Regions from separate parts of the Mus musculus genome. Here region 1 is linked to region 2. A link is a contact called in ENCODE Hi-C data. All regions are on one chromosome and are shown on one strand. The core of a region is the stretch at or near the end of the contact, and the rest is flanking DNA. Distances in the headings are between cores, read along the strand shown. Region 1 overlaps Fgd5 (FYVE, RhoGEF and PH domain containing 5). Region 2 holds the start of Fgd5 (FYVE, RhoGEF and PH domain containing 5).

Region 1 (4,324 bases), core at 25-2,524, 36 kb before region 2:
TCTACCCCATGACTACCTCGAAAGACACGACTTCTCCATCTCTCTCCTTGGCAGCTTCTGCGATTCCCCCAAAGTACCTGGATTGTGTTTCTCTCCTAACTCTAACAAAATTGTCCATGGGCTTCCTTTTCATATTCTGAAATTATTTTATTAACAAGACTAAGACCCTTAAAAGGCAACCTCTGTTTCTATGGCAACACCATCAGGTTCTAGCGCTCTGGCCCTGGAAACCTGGAGAGGAGGCACAGAGGGAACAGGTTGGAGGCTGGCCGAGGTCCAGGTGGGGCACAAAGGGATGTGCGTTCATTAGGGAAGGCAGAGGGGCGTGATGGAGTGTGAGAGACAAAGCTGCCGTAGCTCAGTTCAAGTCTGGCCCCAAACATGATGCCTGGTTTTTTTCTCTTATTTTTAGAGAGAATATCTTATAGCCCAGGCTAGCCTTAAACTCTTTATGTAGCTGAGGGTGGCTACATAGAGAGTTTGAATTTCTGATTCTTCTGCCTCTGTCTCTCTAGTGCCAGGATTACAGGAATTTGTTACTATGCCCAATCTATGCATTGTTAGGAGTCTAACCCAGGGTTTCCTGCATGCCAGGCAAGCACACCTCTGACCCCAGCCTCATCTCTCTGGCAAAAGGGCATTCAGTACATCCAAGTAGCTAAGGCATTGTGGAGTTTACTCTCAGGCTTTAGCAGTGCCCGTGTGTAACCGCCACCAGGCCTGTTTTAGACTTTTTAGGGTTTATGGGTTTTTTGTTTTGTTTTGTTTTGTTTTTAAAGTAAGTTTCCACATTCACACCCATCTTAAGGAACTTCTAGGGCATGAAGCCAACCTCACCCCTCAGGTGCTGGGGCTACACAGAGCTGGCCCTGCCTTGCTGCCCTCTAAAACAGGAAAGGAAGGAAGGCAAGGCCCAGTAGTACCAGGGGCACAGATGAGTCCGCTGCTGGGGAGAAAGATGAATGTTCTCTGAGGAACTTGGGTGCTGTCCTTTCAGAAGCGAGAGGCATGGAAGAGGGGTGAGGCTGCTTGTGAAGTGGACTCTCCTTCCAGAGTAACAAAAACCTTCGTCCTTGGGGTGGAAGAGGGGCACCCCGCCCTGGGCTCGAGCACCTCCAGTGCTCAGGGTGGCTGGTTACCCCTCCTCCATCTCCCAGGCCTTGTCCTGCATTTCCTGTAAACACTGACACTTCCTCCCATGAGACTGGCCTAGCAGCCCCTGGGGCCACACCCAGCCGCTTGACAGAACCCAGCACACAATGGCTGGCTGAGGCTCTAGATGGCCACTCCTCATCCCAGGCCTATCCAGGGATCCAGACCAATACTGCCTAACAGCCCATGAGCTCTGGCAGGGGACAGCGACCGCTTAGACCACAGGGGGAATAGCCTATATGGGTGTCCAAAGCCTGGACACTACCCTGTTCCTAGGCATGTGATATTGGACAAGCGTTCTCACCTCTGTGGTGGTAGCACGTGCCTGCCTTGCGTACTGTGTCACTGTTTGGAGTTAGTTAGTTGAGAACATGGTGTTTGCTAGAATTCTGGATTTGAAGTGTTAAGTTCAAGCTCATAGACACTGGTCTCCAGGCCGTCAGCTTCCAGGGACCGATCCATCTGGGGTTGGCTTCTGACCTCGAGGTTCTCTGCTGTAACTTACCCAGTGACCTTGGACAACTACATTTCCCAGTTGTTTCTCCATTTCCTCCTCTCCAAACAGAACCTGGAGCTCTTGCCCTGCCTGCCATCTTGGGAGCTAATGAGAAGTGAGCAGAGAAGCTGACAGGAAACTCATGTCTTTGTGTTGCTCTGTAGCGATAACCAGAGCTCTCAAACCCACCGCCAGCCTCACCTCCCCTGCAGAGCCTGAGATCTCCTGAGCACCTTGTTAAAACAGGGCCACCCAGAGCATCTAGGCTCTAGTTCTGGCTACCACGCACCTGCTTGGCTCATTGCTCCTTATGACGCTGTGGGTTGGACAGAAGCTGACTGCCATGTCACCAACGACATGATATGGACCTGAGATAGTTTACTGAGCCTGGTCCCTTTTGACTTGTCTTAGACCCTAAATAAGGGCTGAATGAACCATCTAAGAATTTCACGGTACTTTGAAGCTTTCAAACACTTCCATACGTCACATTTCTGCTGATTCTCCTGGCTGGAATATACTTCAGGCACCATCACTCCTGACAACGAGAGAGATGAGCCAGAGAGGCCTGTATAAATTATACCAGGACCCAGACCTCTGGCCAGAAGCTGCACCCTGTATTGGGGAACTCCTATTCCCTGCCTGAGCCCTGGAGGATCCTGGACAGCACCCCAGACTACCCTCTGCTGAGGGCATGTTGGGCCATTCTCCCTATACTCCAGAGGAGTCCTAGGGGGCATTCCTGGGGCCTCCAAGGCTGGGCATATGGAAGTAGTTATGAGCTGTGTGGCTAGGTCTGCTTTTTTGGTCAATAATTACTTTGAAATAAGGGTTCTGAGAATTCAGCAACTGTGCCAGCTGGCAGCATCCTTGCCCCACACACCCAGGACAGACCATGACAATACAAGGCTGGGAAAACCACCCATCCCATCGAGAGCATTCTGGCTTGTGATGAAAGAAAGAGCAATGAGCTCAAAACAGATCCCCAGGGCCATGCCTCCCTGAGCCTCGCCGCCTAGGGCCATCTTTCCACCAGATTTGGAAAACCCAAAACCCCATGTGAAACAGCCTCTTCACTGGGAAGATCGTTCTGTGCACCCAGATCCAACTAAGGAAACCAGTTCAGTCCTAGACTCAAGAGAAAGCTGTGTGAACAAGCTCACAGTACGAGTTGGGAGAGCTTCTCTGACCGAAAGGCACCTGAACATGAACAAACAACAGGATGGTGGTCCTGAGTTTCCACCTCGAGCCCTGCCCCATCCTGCACCTCTCTTTTGCCCAACGATAGCCCCTGAGCCACATGTTCCGATAAACCTCAACTGCAGTTAATAGAACCTCATAGCTTCCTACCAGTCTGCTCACCTCTCCCTAGACTTCCCAGTATGAAGAAACTTCTAGAACCTTTTGGGGTGGAAGAGGAACTGCTGAATAAAACCACGATGACGCCACAGCCCTGTGTGTGGAAAGCAAGAGCCCTGCAATGCTGACATACCAGCTGGAGGTGAAACACTCAGCCAGTGGAGCCCGGGACCCAGCACCACCTGCTGCAGGACTACCTCCGCTCCATTCAACCCTCTGGAGCAGAGGCTAGAAGGAATGGCAAAGCCAGCAGAGTGTAGCTGGACCAAACCTTGCCTGCCACCCAACCCCTCCACAGGACACAACTATAGGGTCCTTCTGCCTTCAGAGTCTCCCAATGGAAGGGACAAGGGATGGTGTGGAGAATCAGCAGGATTCTGAACAGGGTCTCCAAGGAACAGGAGAGGGATAAAACCAAACCCGAAAGCTCCAGGCCTTTCTGGAAGAAGTGAGGACCACATTCTTGGTATCTATCTATCATGCCCCAGGAAACACTCAGGCTGAAAAATCTACTGGGGACACTTGTCCTGCTGTCACTTCACACCTGAGGAGGACATCCTTGCTTAGGCTAAGAAGGTTACAAGATGTGGGTCACGGGCTATGGCAACTGGCCAGACCACAGTCCTCAGTCAAAAACTCCAAGAGACAGAGGCCAGCACACATGGAGCCTCGTCGGGAGAATCTGGGTCTCCCTGCCACTCAAGCCCTGCACTGAGCTACTTCCTCATACACACTGCCACCCTGGCTCCCTGAGAGTCTTCCTCTCATAGACGAGAAAACTCATGTCCAGAGACGGGAAGCTCCCAGCCCCAAATCACACAGCCTATAAACTATAGGTAAGCCATAAATTCAGCTTGTCTGACAACAGCTTGCACCTTACTATAGGGTCTAGTTGTCCCCATGGGGAACTTACATAAATACAGGAATGTCACTCAATTACTCAGGCTGTTTTTCAATACCCCCAATTGGATCCCAATTCTCTTGAGTGGGCCTGATTAGTGGGTTGAGTGACGTGTCCTTGAATCTAGTTAAAGAAGCTACCTGCAACTTGGGGCTTCTCTCTAGAGGTATCAGCAATTCTGGGGAGACCTGTTACAAATGCAGACTTCTGAGCCACAGGACAGACCTGGGGAATCAGTGTTCAAGGTGAGGCCTGGTAATTAGTACCTTTGATAAGGGTTCAAAGGCACATTAAGGATTAAGGTCACCTAGTAACTGATGAAAACAGATGCAGAGACCCCACTGCCAAACATAAAGTAGAGCTCGGGGAATCCTGTGGAATAGGTGGGAGGGGAGGATTGAAGGAGCCAGAGAGGTCAA
Region 2 (4,336 bases), core at 1,146-3,645:
CCAAGTCTTTCTCCCCTGCCATTCCCTCCACTCCCCCTGGAGCAGCGCTCCTGACCATATGTCGCAAGAACAATTATCTTCCAATTTCACCTTGCAATGCATCTTAATTTAACATCCATTCCTCAGTGCCCGCTGGAAAGTCCAAGCCAAGCCTTCTGGCTTCTAATTAGGCTGCTGTTAAAGCTTGTCCAGTGACCCACAACAGGGCACTTCCCAGGAAGACAGTGGGAGACAGAGTGCGGGGAGGCCTAGGGTCTGGTACCAGCCCTTCTCATACAGCTGTGTGTATACATCCTACATCCCTCTGCCTCTGGAAGCCACGTCTTCCTTCTGGGGAAGGAAAGAACTACCCACCTTTTCATGGCACTATTGTGAGTTCGAGGAAATCAACAGACACAAAACACCTGACAAAGTCAAGAGGCAAACATCCCCTATGCACCAAGATGGGCCTGGATTTAAAAACAAAATGGCTTTCAAACTGGATTTCGATCCTGTCTTGGCCCCTGAACAGATCAGAGTAGCTCAATTTCCCATCGTCAGGTTGTTGTTGATGATGTTAACTAGACTGACAGAAAGAATACACGGTAGTGGTAACTAATCCATTATAAGTTCCCGGGAAATATGAGTTAGTGTTCAGTGGTCGCTTGGACTGTGTTCTGCTTACTTTATTGTTGGTTAGTAGAGACAAGTCTGAGACAGATCTTGATTTGTCCGATAGATAAACTGAGGGACAGCAGTTAAGAAACCTGCTCAAGGTCACATAAGCATATGGTGGCTCTGAGATCCAACCCCAGGGAGTCCTGGAGCCATGAGATCTGGAGGCAGGGAGTGTGACATCCACCGGTCACCATGGAAGGCTATCATATTGAAAAGGGAATCATGTCTACAGACACAAATTACAAGGCAGCTAGATCTAAAAGTGCCCACTGCAAAGGCTTCCTGGGGTCAAATCTACATCTAAATTTGTTCTGTTTCCCTCCACCCTCCAGACTCTTAGGAAAGGAGGGCCTGCTCCAGCTTCATACAGGAAAATATGGGGAAGCTGGACTGGCTCTCTCCATTGTTACCAAGCTGTTTTGTTAGGAGAGTAGGGAAAGCCAGCCTATCTCTGTCCAGACTACAACCTTCCCCAGAGAGCAGTGGGTAGCCAGCCCCTGGGAACCCTGTTCCAGTCCTCTCCACTCCTATGCGGTGACTCTCCTCCTTATGCCCCTCAATTCTGTGACCCACGTTAATTACCCTCAGCAACACCAATGCCTGGACACAGGGAGGTGGCTGCCCCACTCCTCAGTCTGTTGTAAGACCAGCCCAATGTCTCCAGCCGCACCTTGCTCCCAAGACAATGACTTTTCAGTAAAACACTCTTAAAAAGAAAAAAAAGCCTCAACTCCTCCTGCCCCTCACACACACCACCACTACTGCCACCGCCACCACCGAGGCCACCACCACCACCACCAACAGCAGCAGTAACAGCAGCAGGATATGGTTCCAAGACAGCCAAAATGGTGGCTTCCTGTTTCTTTGGGGATGTGTGTTGGGAAGTGTGGCATTGAACAGGGTCCTTGGTGAGGAAGGAGTTCCTCTTCTGCTCAGCGATAGCAGTAAAAGAAAACAGGGTGCAACCGCGTGGAGCAGATAGGTCTCAGGATTACTACCTAGCACGCGCTCATCTTTGAGAACTTTCCTGTGTACAGCAGCTGGGAATCCAGATTCCAGGCACCGCCCATCTGACTGAGGCTCACTTTCTCAATCTGCTAAATGGCACTCCTCGGCAGAGATCGCTAAATTTCTTTGAGAACACTTTTGTGTTTCCCGGAATCACTGACCTGGTGAAGTCTGATTCACAGACTGAGACCCGAGGGGGAAGGGGGTAAGAGGGACGCTGACGCTCCTGGGAGTGACGGGGCCTCGGACCGGTAGTGGAGCCCGGGCTGAGGGTTTTAAGAGGGGTGCATCTAGAGGAACAGCCCAAGCTTCCTAACTCAACCAAGGTGTTTGATGGCAGAGTGGGGTGTGTCGAGCCCTGGAGTGCCAGAACAGACTGGCGTCGGCGCCCGGGAACCAAATGCAGCCACCAAAGGGTGAAGGAGGACCTGCTGGGACCCAAAGGACAGAAGGGGAAGGATTGGGTGTTGGAGGGCACGATTTGGAAGGCAGGGTGTCCTGGTTTCTGAGGGGACCCTTCCTCGGGGGACAACGGCGAGGTGCGTGGGACAGAACACCCGAACTCTGGGCTACTAGAGAGGGGAACCCGGGTCCCGCAAGCTCCACTCGCAGAGCCTGCCGCCGGAGCGCGGAAGGTGGCGCGGGCTCCTACCTGCTCTGTGCATCTTCCACCGCGGAGCCCGAGGCTGGTCGCTGCGTGCTGTGCGGGTCGGTCAGTCGGAGTCCCACTGCCGCCCAGTCCACCGCGCCCGCGCCCGCCCCGGCCCGGCCCGCCCCGGGCGCAGCACTCCGCGGCAAGGCGAGGGGCGCTGGGCGCGGGGCTCGGGTTGGGCGGGGCGTCCGCTCAAGCTCGGGGCTCCAGGCTCCGGCCGCGCCTCCGCCCCCTCCTATGTTTCCTCCCGCTCCCGAGAGGAAGGCTTTTTTTTTTTTCTTTTTTTTTTTTTTCTGTGCTGTCAGAGACCGAGGGTCCCGGCGTCCCCACGCACACTTAAAGGGGCCAGGGCTATGATCAAGGAGACCAAAGGAGCTGTACAAGGCTTAGGGACAGAGGCCATCCATCCCTTTATTTTCAGATTTGGATGTTCATTCAGTCTGGGCTAGGCGACCACGGAGCGTGATAGCTACAAGTTCTCTTCCTCATGGAGAGCTCAAATGAAGAGGTCGTTAGGGACAGAAGGCGAATTAAACCAACAAACACCATGGAGAAGCACCCTGGCTGTGAAGAAGACCAGTTGGGGCTCTCCATAGCCAGAACCCATGGGGAGTGTGTGAAATGCGCATTTCCGGGCCCTCATCAGACTCAGAATCAGAGCAACTGCCAGGACTTTCTGAGGAAACCCAAGTCAGAAGCCGGGAGCTTCAGAGTATGTCTGTGTAGTCATCCATCACCTCTTGGAGATGGCTGGAAAGGGCTATCTCGTTTCTGGGGGTGGGGGTGGGGGTGGGGGGCTTGATTCACATTGTATCCAGATAGTGAGACCCAGTATCTCCTCCGTACTGCCTGTTAATGACCATATAGATGCCTTTGCCCTCAGGGAGTCCTGTCTGACATACACAGTCCTACAGCTTGGGTCTGGAGCTCAGAGGAGGTCCCCAGTGAGAGGGGTCAACCAAACAAGAAGTGAAGGAGATAACTTGGGGGGACTTGAGGCATGTAAAGGCATGACATGTCCTTGAGCGGTCTATGTTTCCCTCTACTGTACAATTAAGAACTGAATTTGAATTTTTCAAATGACCTTTTCATCCCAGAGTCACCACACCAGACACTGAAACCTCCAGCCCTTTGTGGAAAAATACTTTTGACTCTGGAATAGAAAATTTATGGCTGGGGTCAGCGAGATGGCTCAGTGAGTAAAGAGCTTGCCACGTAAACCTGGACATCAGAGTTCAATCCCTGGACCTCACATAGGTGGAAGGAGAGAGAGCAGATTCCAATGGTTGTCTCTGGTCTCCACAAGTGCACCATGGCTTTGGGTGCCTTTCCCCAACTCATGCTAACATTAAATAGATGATTAATTAAAAGAGAAAAAGAAAAAGAAAAAAAGAAAATCTGACTGAGTACATTACTGGTTATTGGTAGATTCAATCGATCTGTGCATGGTGGTTAGCTCAGGATGGAGGTGATGCTGGTGGAAATGGAGGTGACAGAGATGACATTAGAAGTGAATGAGGACATTGGCGGTGAAACAGAAGGAGAGAGAGTGGTAGTGCCCCAGGTAGAGAAGGAGTGGTCATGCAAGTCATGGTGTCCTCAGTGTAGGTGGTGGAATAGGTGACGCAGAGGTGGTGAGCAGGTAAGAGGGGAAGGAGTTGGTGGTGATAGAGGTGGAGATGGAGCAGGTGATAACGGGGGTAGAAGTGGCAGAGTTGAGGCAGGAAGACGGTCAAGGTGATGGAAAGAGTGGTGATGATGGAGATGATGGTACACGGGATAGAGATGGCTGTGTTTTTCCAGGTGGTGATGGTGGAGATGGCATATGGGATAGAGGTGGTTGTGTTTTTCCAGGTGCTGATGGGGATATTTGGCAGTGACACAATAGTAGGGAATGACATGTGGTGGGCAGGGGCAGAGGATGCGGAAGTGGTTAAAGTGATAGAGATGGCGGAGGTGACAGAAAAGGTGGATGGTAGAGTCAGTCAGGGTGATGGGGGTAGGAGGAGTATATGTGAT

What was found. A loop is a pair of places that touch in the nucleus more often than their neighbours do.
Region 1: a map of heart shows a loop between it and region 2 (3-fold over the local background). The contact joins the enhancer-like site here to the promoter of Fgd5 in region 2. A Hi-C loop is called at or near these places in 4 of 37 maps with a recorded cell type or tissue (all heart).

Annotation. Positions count from the first base shown.
Region 1 is chr6:92,012,006-92,016,329 of GRCm38, reverse strand. The region is part of intron 2 of Fgd5 (FYVE, RhoGEF and PH domain containing 5); the gene reads right to left. Among named protein-coding and RNA genes, the nearest start is that of Fgd5, 35 kb to the right of the region's middle. Within about 2 kb of position 1,274, at least 1 of the 3 ENCODE cell types and tissues checked has a DNase peak (open chromatin) inside an H3K27ac peak, as active enhancers do; it is heart, where a contact is called at or near this core.
Region 2 is chr6:91,977,024-91,981,359 of GRCm38, reverse strand. It overlaps Fgd5 (FYVE, RhoGEF and PH domain containing 5), which reads right to left and starts at 2,395. Exons shown (of 21, transcript NM_172731.3): 1 at 2,318-2,395. The coding sequence starts at 2,330.